Linked DNA regions of Homo sapiens: region 2 is linked to region 1. A link is a loop called in an ENCODE intact Hi-C map of the cell type or tissue named here. Cell type or tissue: HepG2. All regions are shown on one strand. Each heading gives the region's core, and the rest is flanking DNA. Links, peaks and the distances in the headings are about the cores only.

Evidence for each region. Peaks named below come from ENCODE experiments on the same cell type or tissue, not always from the same donor. Only the 100,000 strongest peaks of a DNase experiment are listed, where the experiment ranks them.
Region 2: it touches region 1 in a loop (6-fold over the local background); 1 of 110 quality-filtered maps calls a loop at or near these places.

Annotation. Positions count from the first base shown.
Region 1 is chr12:62,889,428-62,893,830 of GRCh38, reverse strand. All of the region lies in intron 1 of PPM1H (protein phosphatase, Mg2+/Mn2+ dependent 1H), which reads left to right. All of the region lies in intron 2 of LOC105369795 (a long non-coding RNA gene), which reads right to left. Among named protein-coding and RNA genes, the nearest start is that of PPM1H, 44 kb to the left of the region's middle. In HepG2, for the core only: no CTCF peak of the experiment used is centred there; a DNase peak (open chromatin) is centred at 1,630; H3K4me3 peaks cover 428 bases.
Region 2 is chr12:62,964,712-62,969,114 of GRCh38, reverse strand. It overlaps the pseudogene RPL14P1. Among named protein-coding and RNA genes, the nearest start is that of PPM1H, 32 kb to the right of the region's middle. In HepG2, for the core only: no CTCF peak of the experiment used is centred there; DNase peaks (open chromatin) are centred at 2,024 and 2,454; H3K4me3 peaks cover 731 bases.

The DNA.
Region 1 (4,403 bases), core at 68-4,067:
ATTTGGAGATAGGGCCTTTAAAGAGGTAATTCAGATTAAATGAACGCGGGGTGTGGTGGTTCACACCTGTAATCCTAGCACTTTGGGAGGCTGAGGCAGGTGGATCACTTGAGGCCAGAAGCTCAAGACCAACCTGGGCAACATGGTAAACCTTGTCTTTACCTGAAAAAGAAAAACCACACCCCCTCCCCCCCGCACACACACATATTAGCCAGGCATGGTGGCATGCATCTGTAGTCCCAGCTACCTGGGAGGCTGAAGTGGCAGGATTGCTTGAGCCCAGGAAATAGAGGCTGCAGTGAGCCATGATCATGTCATTGCACTTCAGCTAGGGCAACAGAGTGAAACCCTGTCTCAGAAAAAAAAAGGTTAAATGAGGTCAAGTGGGCCCTAATTCATTATGACTCAATATGACTGATATCCTTATAAGAAAAGGAGATTAGTACACAGACATGCAGACAGGGAAGACCACCTTCAAGGAGAGAGGCCTCAGAAGAAATAAACTCTGCTGACATCTTGATGTTGGACTTTTAGCCTCCAGAACTGTGAAGGTACAAATTTATGTTGTTGAAGCCACTGAGTCTGTGGTATTTTGTTAAGGCAACCCTAGCAAATAAATACAGCCAGTTAGTAAATACTTTAGGCCTCATAGCTTTGGGGCCCATACGATCTCTGTCACATATTTTCTTATTTTAAAACTCTTTTAAAATATGAAAGCTATCCTTAGCTCAGAGGCAGTATAAAAACAGACCAGATTTGACCCACTGGACCATAGTTCACCAACCCCTTCTCTAGACTGTAGCCCAAGCTTCTTAATACTTGAGCTTAAAGTCTCAGAATCTCACTTCTGCCATGTTCTGTTGCTGAAAGCAAGTCACAAGTGAGGGACCAGGACTTTGTTTCTTGATGGGAGGAATGGCATGTCTATACAGAGATGGGAGGAATTTCTGATGTCCATTTTTGGAAATGATTTTTTTACATAAATTAAAGGAGTATCCACTTATGCCTTACTTTTGAAATGTACATTTGCCCCCACATTTTAATTTCTCTGAAATCAGGATGTATTTACTGTTGATAGCATCTTATCACCATTGACTAGATGGCAATGATAAGTCATTGTCATTATGTGAGCTTGTGCAAATTTGGACATAACAATTGTGTTGATGTATACTGTTGGTAAACACATATTGAGTTTAGTTGCATATAAAATATCTTCAAATATTTTAAATTGTGACTCAAAATTTAAAAACGGGTTTATATGTGTAGAAAGTTATAGAAGTAGAGCAACAGGATGTAAATTTGGGATTAGTGAAGCAAATTTTTGTACAAGAATGACCTCAGTTGCTATTTTTGCAAAGAAGCAACCAGGAACTGTGGAGGGCCTGAGGCAGAAGACAAGTAGCTGAAGCTGTGTTACAGAGTTATGGCAAAAGTATTGCGTCCTAGGTGACAAATTATGCAACTGAAAGCAGGAAAAATTGGTAGATCTCTTCAAAGAGATGAAAGGAATTTCAAAGCAGTAAGAGGCTGGTATGTCCAATTCATAGGTTACACAGGACTGTTGTTGAAGCGTAGAACATCAATTTATCAAACTTCCTGCTGACTTTGAACTGTAGCTACTTATTTTCTAGTGATTTAACTGGGAAAAAAAGTTGAATTTAGACAGATAGGAAATGCTGATAAAAACTCAGTGTGCTTTAAAAGGCTGTAAATTTTTTTTGAAATGTTAAAGGTACTACAGAGATCAAAGGCATGAGCAGAGGCTGTGAAAAGTTTCTGTGATACTTTGCACAATTGGTGGTGGCTGAAAGTTGTAGCCATAAGTTAATCATAAACTGCAAAACAATTCCTAAGAGTTCTTACCCAAAGATGTTATCGTTTATCTACACGCCTGCACATACACATGCACACACACACTTCAGCCAAACTGAAGAAGAAATGACTCAGTAGTCTGGAACAGATGTCCCAGAGCCCCCATATAACTCACCCAGTATATAGGTTCTTGATCGCTTTCACAGATGTGTATCTGAACAGTAAAGAATATATTCACTGAAGAGTATAGTGATCCACTTGTAATTCTTTCGGCAAGACTCGACAACTGCTAACCTTGTGGCACTTTTAGTCACCAAAGATATGAGTCTTAGTTATTCTAAAGGCCCTCTGTCGTGATACTAGGTAAGAACAAAAAAGCACCAGCCTCAAAACTGGCATATTGAGTATAGGACAGCTAGAAAAATGTCCCAGAGACAATAGTGGAGCATATGATGGAAGAAATGGACATTAGCATCTGAGTTAAAATGATTGAGAAGAGGCAAACTGGGCAGGTGAAGATGTGTTAAGAAAATCTTGGCCAACTTATTTTAATTTTCATGTAGGTACATGGTTGACACATGGAAAAATCTAATTATCTAAAAGCTTCTTCAATAATTGTAAATGAAAAGAAAGCATTGTATCAGTTTACTTGGCTTTCTTAGCAGTCTGTAAACTAATGGTTCATCTTATTGGTTGATCTTAGACTGGATAAATGTACCAGGCACTGAGCCTTTTATGATTGCTGCTTTTATGGAGTTTCCCATATAGGTATGATATGAGTATTTCCATTCGTATATGGAATGCATTTTCCCAGAGAGAGTGTGTAACAAGATTATGAAGAACTTACATCACTTTTAAGGAAAAATATGCTCTAGAATTCAAACAGCCAAGTCTTTTTTTTTTTTTTTTTTTTTGAGAGTCTTGCTCTGTTGCCCAGACTGGAGTGCAATGGCGTGATCTTGGCTCACTGCAACCTCCACCTCCTGGGATCAAGCGATTCTCCTGTCTCAGCATCCCAAGTAGCTGGGATTACAGGCGCCCACCACCACGCCCGGCTAATTTTGATATTTTGAGTAGAGATGGGATTTCAACATGTTAGTCAGGCTGGTCCTGAACTCCTGCCTCAGGTGAGCCGCCTGCCTTGGCCTCCCAAAGTGCTGGGGTTACAGGCATGAGTCACCACGCCTGGCCTTCAAACAGTCAAGTCTTAAAGGAGTTAAGTGTTAGACATGTTTTCTTGCTGTTTCATTCATATATATATATGTGTGTGTGTGTGTGTGTGTGTGTGTGTGTGTGTGTGTATACACACACACGAAATGATATTATATATATTCCCAATCAATAAGTGTTGACTCCATTAATCACTTATTGAAAGATTTCAAAATAACGTGATGTTTTTCAGTTGCTAATAGCTGTTTACCTTTCGGGGCTGCTAAAACTTACCCTCAATTCTTTCATAACAATGTCTACAGATGGTAAATGTTCAGGAACCCTTTTATTTTTCAAATAGACTTTATTTTTTAGAACAGATTTAGGTTCACAACAAAATTGAGCAGAAAGCACAGAGATTTCCCATATTCACTCAACCCACACACAAAATTGGCACGATCATTGTTCACTGCAGTCTTGACCTTCCAGGCTCAAGCGTTCCTCCCACTTCGGCCTCCTGAGTAGTTGAGACTACAGGTGTGCACAACCACACCTGGCTTATTTTTTTGTTTGTAAGATGGGGTTGCACCAATGTTGCCCAGGCTGGTCTCAAATACCTGGGATCAAGCGATCCTTCTACTTCAGCCTCCTAAAGTGCTGGGATTACAGGCATGAGCCACCGGCATGTCCAACCTGGAACACTTTTTAATATGTTTATTTGCCTTCTGTTTATCTTTGGTGAGATGCCTGATAAAGTCTTTGGCCCATTTTCTAATCAGGCTGTTTTTTTATTGTTGAGTTTTAAGAGTTCTTAGTATGTTTTCAATAATAATCCTTTACCAGATATGTCTTTGGCAAATATTTTCTGCCAGTCTGTGGTTTGTCTCTCCATTTTCTTGACAGTGTCTATTGCAGAGCAGAAATCTTAATTTTAATAAAGTCTAGCTTATCAATTATTTCTTTCAGAGATCGTACCTTTGACATTGTATTTTAAAACTCATTGCCAAACTCAAGGCCACGTAGATTTTCTACTACGTTATTTTCTAGAAGTTTTATAGTTTTGTGTTTTAAATTTAGGTTTGCGATTCATTTCAAATTAATTTTTGTGAAATGTGTAAAATCTGTGTCTAGAGTCATTTTTTTGCATGTGGATTTCTAGTTGTTCCAGCACGGTTTGTTGAAAAGATTATCTGTGCTCCATTGTATTGCTCTTGCTCCTTTGTCAAAGATCAGTTGACTGTATTTATGTGGGTCTATTTCTGGGCTCTGTCTTCTGTTCCGTTGGTCTACTGGTATTTGTTCATTTGCCAACACTAGACGTTCTTGATAAATGTAACTTTACATTATATTTTTATATATATATTTTTTAAATTTTTTTAGAGACAGGATCTTGCTATGTTACCCCAGATGGACTTGAACTCCTGGGCTCAAGTAATCTCTCG
Region 2 (4,403 bases), core at 251-4,250, 75 kb before region 1:
AAGTTAGTTCTCTCACAGTCTTTGTAAATAAATGTGAAGCTTATAGACAAATACTGGAAACAACCCAATAAAAATAATTCTCCTCGACCAGGCAGGCTATTGCGAACAAAAGCCTTTGTCACACACTGACAAAGAATATGAATAAGAGCATAGAGCAGTCCTCTTTGTGTAGATGACAAGGTTACCTTAGGAAGGTGTGGTCCTGGTTTCTATCTTTTGGAATGGTCAGTCCCTTTGGCTGGAAAAGGATTGAGAAGAGGGCACATTTCTTGGGATCTATAGTTGTAACAATATTGTGTGACAAATGCTACAATCAGATTCCCCCAAAAATGGCTTTCCTGAGAGTGTCTGCTCATCAGTGATTTCACAGAATATTAACAAATTCTCCTAAGGGAAATAAAGGAGGAGGGTAGTTCATCAGTTCAGTTTAATTTAATAAACTGTATAACCCACTTTAAACAGATTTCTTTGCTGCAAGGTTTTTGGAGATTTCATCTGCCGACATACAACTGTGAATATTCAAGAGGATGGCATAATATCCATGCAGCATTTCATAAACTCCCTAGGTCAAGGAAGGCTTTTTTAAACGGGTTCCTTGAGAGACCTATTTCATTTATTCAATGAACATTTATTGAACAACTACTATATGCACACATTGCAAGCACCCAGGATTCAGTGGTATACAGGACACACACAGTCCTTGTCCTCATGGGTCTTAACAGTCTAGTAGAAAAAACACACATTAAACTCCTACTTGAAAGTTGATGAATATAATGAAAGGGAAAATATAGCTTCCATAAGAACAATTAAGAGAATACTGCTTAGTAAGGTGTACTTTGGAAAAGGCTGATGTAATTGTTTTCATAAATAAATTTTATCTTTAAGTGGTTAATCACAAACTATTTATAATTTACTATGTACATAACACTGTGCTAGTAATATATGGAAAATACAGAGGCATAAGACATGAACCTTGCTTTAAAAGAACTTCTCTAATTGAGAAGAAAGCCAAAAACAAAAGAAAACGAAATAAACATGCAAGCCAGAATAAAATAACATGTTAAGTTTGAATAGTTTAGATACCCATGAAAATGGTACCTATCTTTCCAAGACTAAAGTCTCAGAGCTTCTAGGCAGCCTTCTCCCAACTCTAGATCCACATTGCAACTTAGGCCCATTTTTCCAGTTCCTGTCACACACTGACCTATAAAAAAGTTATTTGTGTGCATCTCTAATCTACCAAACTAAACAGTCAACTTTGTGGTACAGGCACTGGATCTTTTACATCTTTGTACTCCTCACAGCACATGGTCATTTGCAGGAGCCAGAAAAGTATAATGGTTAAGATAAAAAACTCTAGAGGCATACCAACTGGTTAAATCCTGGCTCTGACATCGACTAACTGTATGACTTTGGGTACATTTCTTAATCCTTCGGATCTCAATATTTTGTTTGTAAAATGGAGATAATAATACCCATATTTACCTAAATCATGCTATTGTTTTAGCAGAGATGATACATATGAAACAATTTAGTGCCTTACATGGTAGGAACTCAGTAATAAAAGATATCATTACTATGACTGTTGTTGCTACAATAAGTACACGTGCTATACAGATTGTTGAGAAAAGGTGGAAGGAAGTCAGGCACCAGAGGACATGGCCCATCACCTCACCTGTCTTTCACAAAGCTCCAGTACAAATGAAGATGAAAGAGGTTTGAAAAGATCTCCTGGGTCAGACTAACTGCTTACAGAGAGAGGCCAAAGGGCAGCAAGATGAGGTGAATTATGCTGAACAGGCATGGAGAAGCCTGATGATGGGGTGGAGAGAACTTGAAATATGAGCTAAAATGTTCATATTTGATTGAAAGACAATGGATAAAACTAAAGACCAATGTGGAAGAAATTGTTTTCAAGAAAGTTTACCTTGCCAACCATGATCAACAGGAACTAGGTGGAATGAACTACAGCCTAAGAGACCAGTCAGTGACACCCAAGTAAAGTAATACAGTTGTCAGGTCTAACACAGAGCCTTTCACTCTTTGCTGCACTAATGATAATCTTTTAAGTCAACAAAGACCTAAATAAATAGAGAGTTAGAAGGGAAAGTACAATATTATATTCAAAGTTGGTTAGTTGGCATGAACTGAAATGCATAGGCCACAATTCTGAGAGATGAATTCTCAGGATGGCATGCAGCCCACTGTTATAAATAGTTTCCGTGCGGCAAAAAAAATAGCACTTGAATATAAAATTTTCTTTTTAATTCTCAGCAAGGCAAGGTACCTCTATAGAAGGGTGCACCCTTACAGATGGAGCAATGGTGAGCGCACACTTGGACAAGGGAGGGGAAGGGGTTCTTATCCCTGACGCAGGCGGCCCCTGCTGCTGTGTTGTTCCCCTATTGGCTAGGGTTATACCGCAGCATCTAAACTAATTCTCATTGGCTAATTGAAAGAAAGTGACAGGGTGAATGGCTTGGCAGGAAAAAATGGTTATGCAGGGTAAGGAATGAGTCAGGGCAGACCAGGTAGCCGGTAATGGGAATGAGTCAGGGTGGAGCAGGTGATTGAAATGAGTCAGGGTGGAGCAGGTGATCGAAAAAGGTTGCTTTATGAGGAAGTGAAGTTTAAAAATAGAAGGCAAAGAATTGAACATACTGACATATTGATTCTTTGTAAAGAAATTTAGAACTCATATCTAACACCACCATGAACTACCAAATACTTCCTCATGAAATTAGACTTTTCCTTAAGAAAATATCAGTTTTGTCACATAGTTAATTTAGTCACCAAACATGGACATCACTCACACAGTGTGGCATTTTAGCAATAGAACTTGTAGAATTGAATACATTATATGAAAATCAGATGAGAAAAAAGTTAAATCTTCTTCAGGAGCCTCTGGGAAGATTACTCAGATTTCTCTAAAAAAAATTTAACAAGCCACTTTCACGTTTATTTTACAAAGAAAAAGTAAATACTGAAAATAACTAAATGAGAACATAATGATACAACGAGCCATTTTAAAAGATCTGTTTTACCTTCCTGAAATAATAAAATACTCACTATTATCTTTTTTTTTTTTTTTACATTTGCCAACAGGTCAAAAAGAACCTTTATTACTTTTTATGATTGCCACTTATGCTTTCTTGCCAGATGCCTTTGGAGCAGGTGCTTTCTGGGCTGGAGCTTTTTGACCCTTCTGAGCTTTTGGAGCAGGTGCTGCTTTCTGGCCTGTGGCTTTCTGGGCAGGAACCTTCTGGGCTGAAGCCTTTTTACTCGCGGCCGTCATCTTTTTTGCTGGAACTTTAGCAGCAGCAGCAGCAGCAGCAGCAGCAGCAGTACCCTTAGTACCAGGTGCTTTTTTGGGAGAAGCTTTCAGGAGAGCTGCCTTTTGAAGCTTCTTAACTTCATTCTTGATTATTCTGTTCCTCGTTTTCTTTGCCTTCATAACTTTAAAACGATCAAAATCTGTCATCTTGGCTTTCCTTTCTCTGGCTTCAATCTTCTTGGCCCATCGTGTGGCTGCCCATTTTGTATTGATGTCTGCCTTCTGCCAGGCTTGTTGGACATACTTTTGGCGGGCACTGTGCGGAAACTTGAGGATGAAATCAGTGAGCTGCATGCACTTGAAAGGCATGGCCTGTCTCCTCACTTGAGTGCAAGGTCCATCGACCAAAGCCCTGTTCTGATCAATAACATCTACAATCGCGACCAATTTTCCGGCATGAGGTCCAAAGGAGACATAGGCCACCCGGCCAACCTCCACGAAGCGCCTGAACACCATGTTGGTGGCGTTAGGTGAGAAGGCCACTATTATCTTTTTTATGCTAATGACTTTCTGGATCAAGACAGAAATTTGTAGGTGCAAGGTTTGATTTTTTTTTTTCAAATACTAGGATTAAAGTCATGAAGACATTCTATCCCTTTCCCTTCTCTTTCTGCTCCATGCACTGACCTGGGGAGAGTTGTTCTTGAAGATCCTAGTTAGAATTCTGGGTGCATTTTCCCATAGAAATAATGCTATAAATGAATATGTATACTTGAAATATTATTGCTTCTATATACTAGGTGTTTAATTTCCAGCCTAAGACCACAAAAACTAGTTCAACCATAATATACCTTGTATATTACAAATTAATTTTTGACATATAATCTGTTCATAATTTTAGGACTCTGAACATTTAAAAATTAGACCATCAGCTACATGTAAACAATTCCTGTTAGATGAGCAAGTGATTTATAGTAACAAAATTTACACCTGAACTCCTCTTGCATGACAGATTTCTAAATTCATAGAGTCACAGGATGCCAGAGCTGGAAGTATCTTCAGAATCACTCAAACCACCTCTTCATTTTACATATAAGGAAACTGAGGCCAGGATGTGCACAGTGGCTCA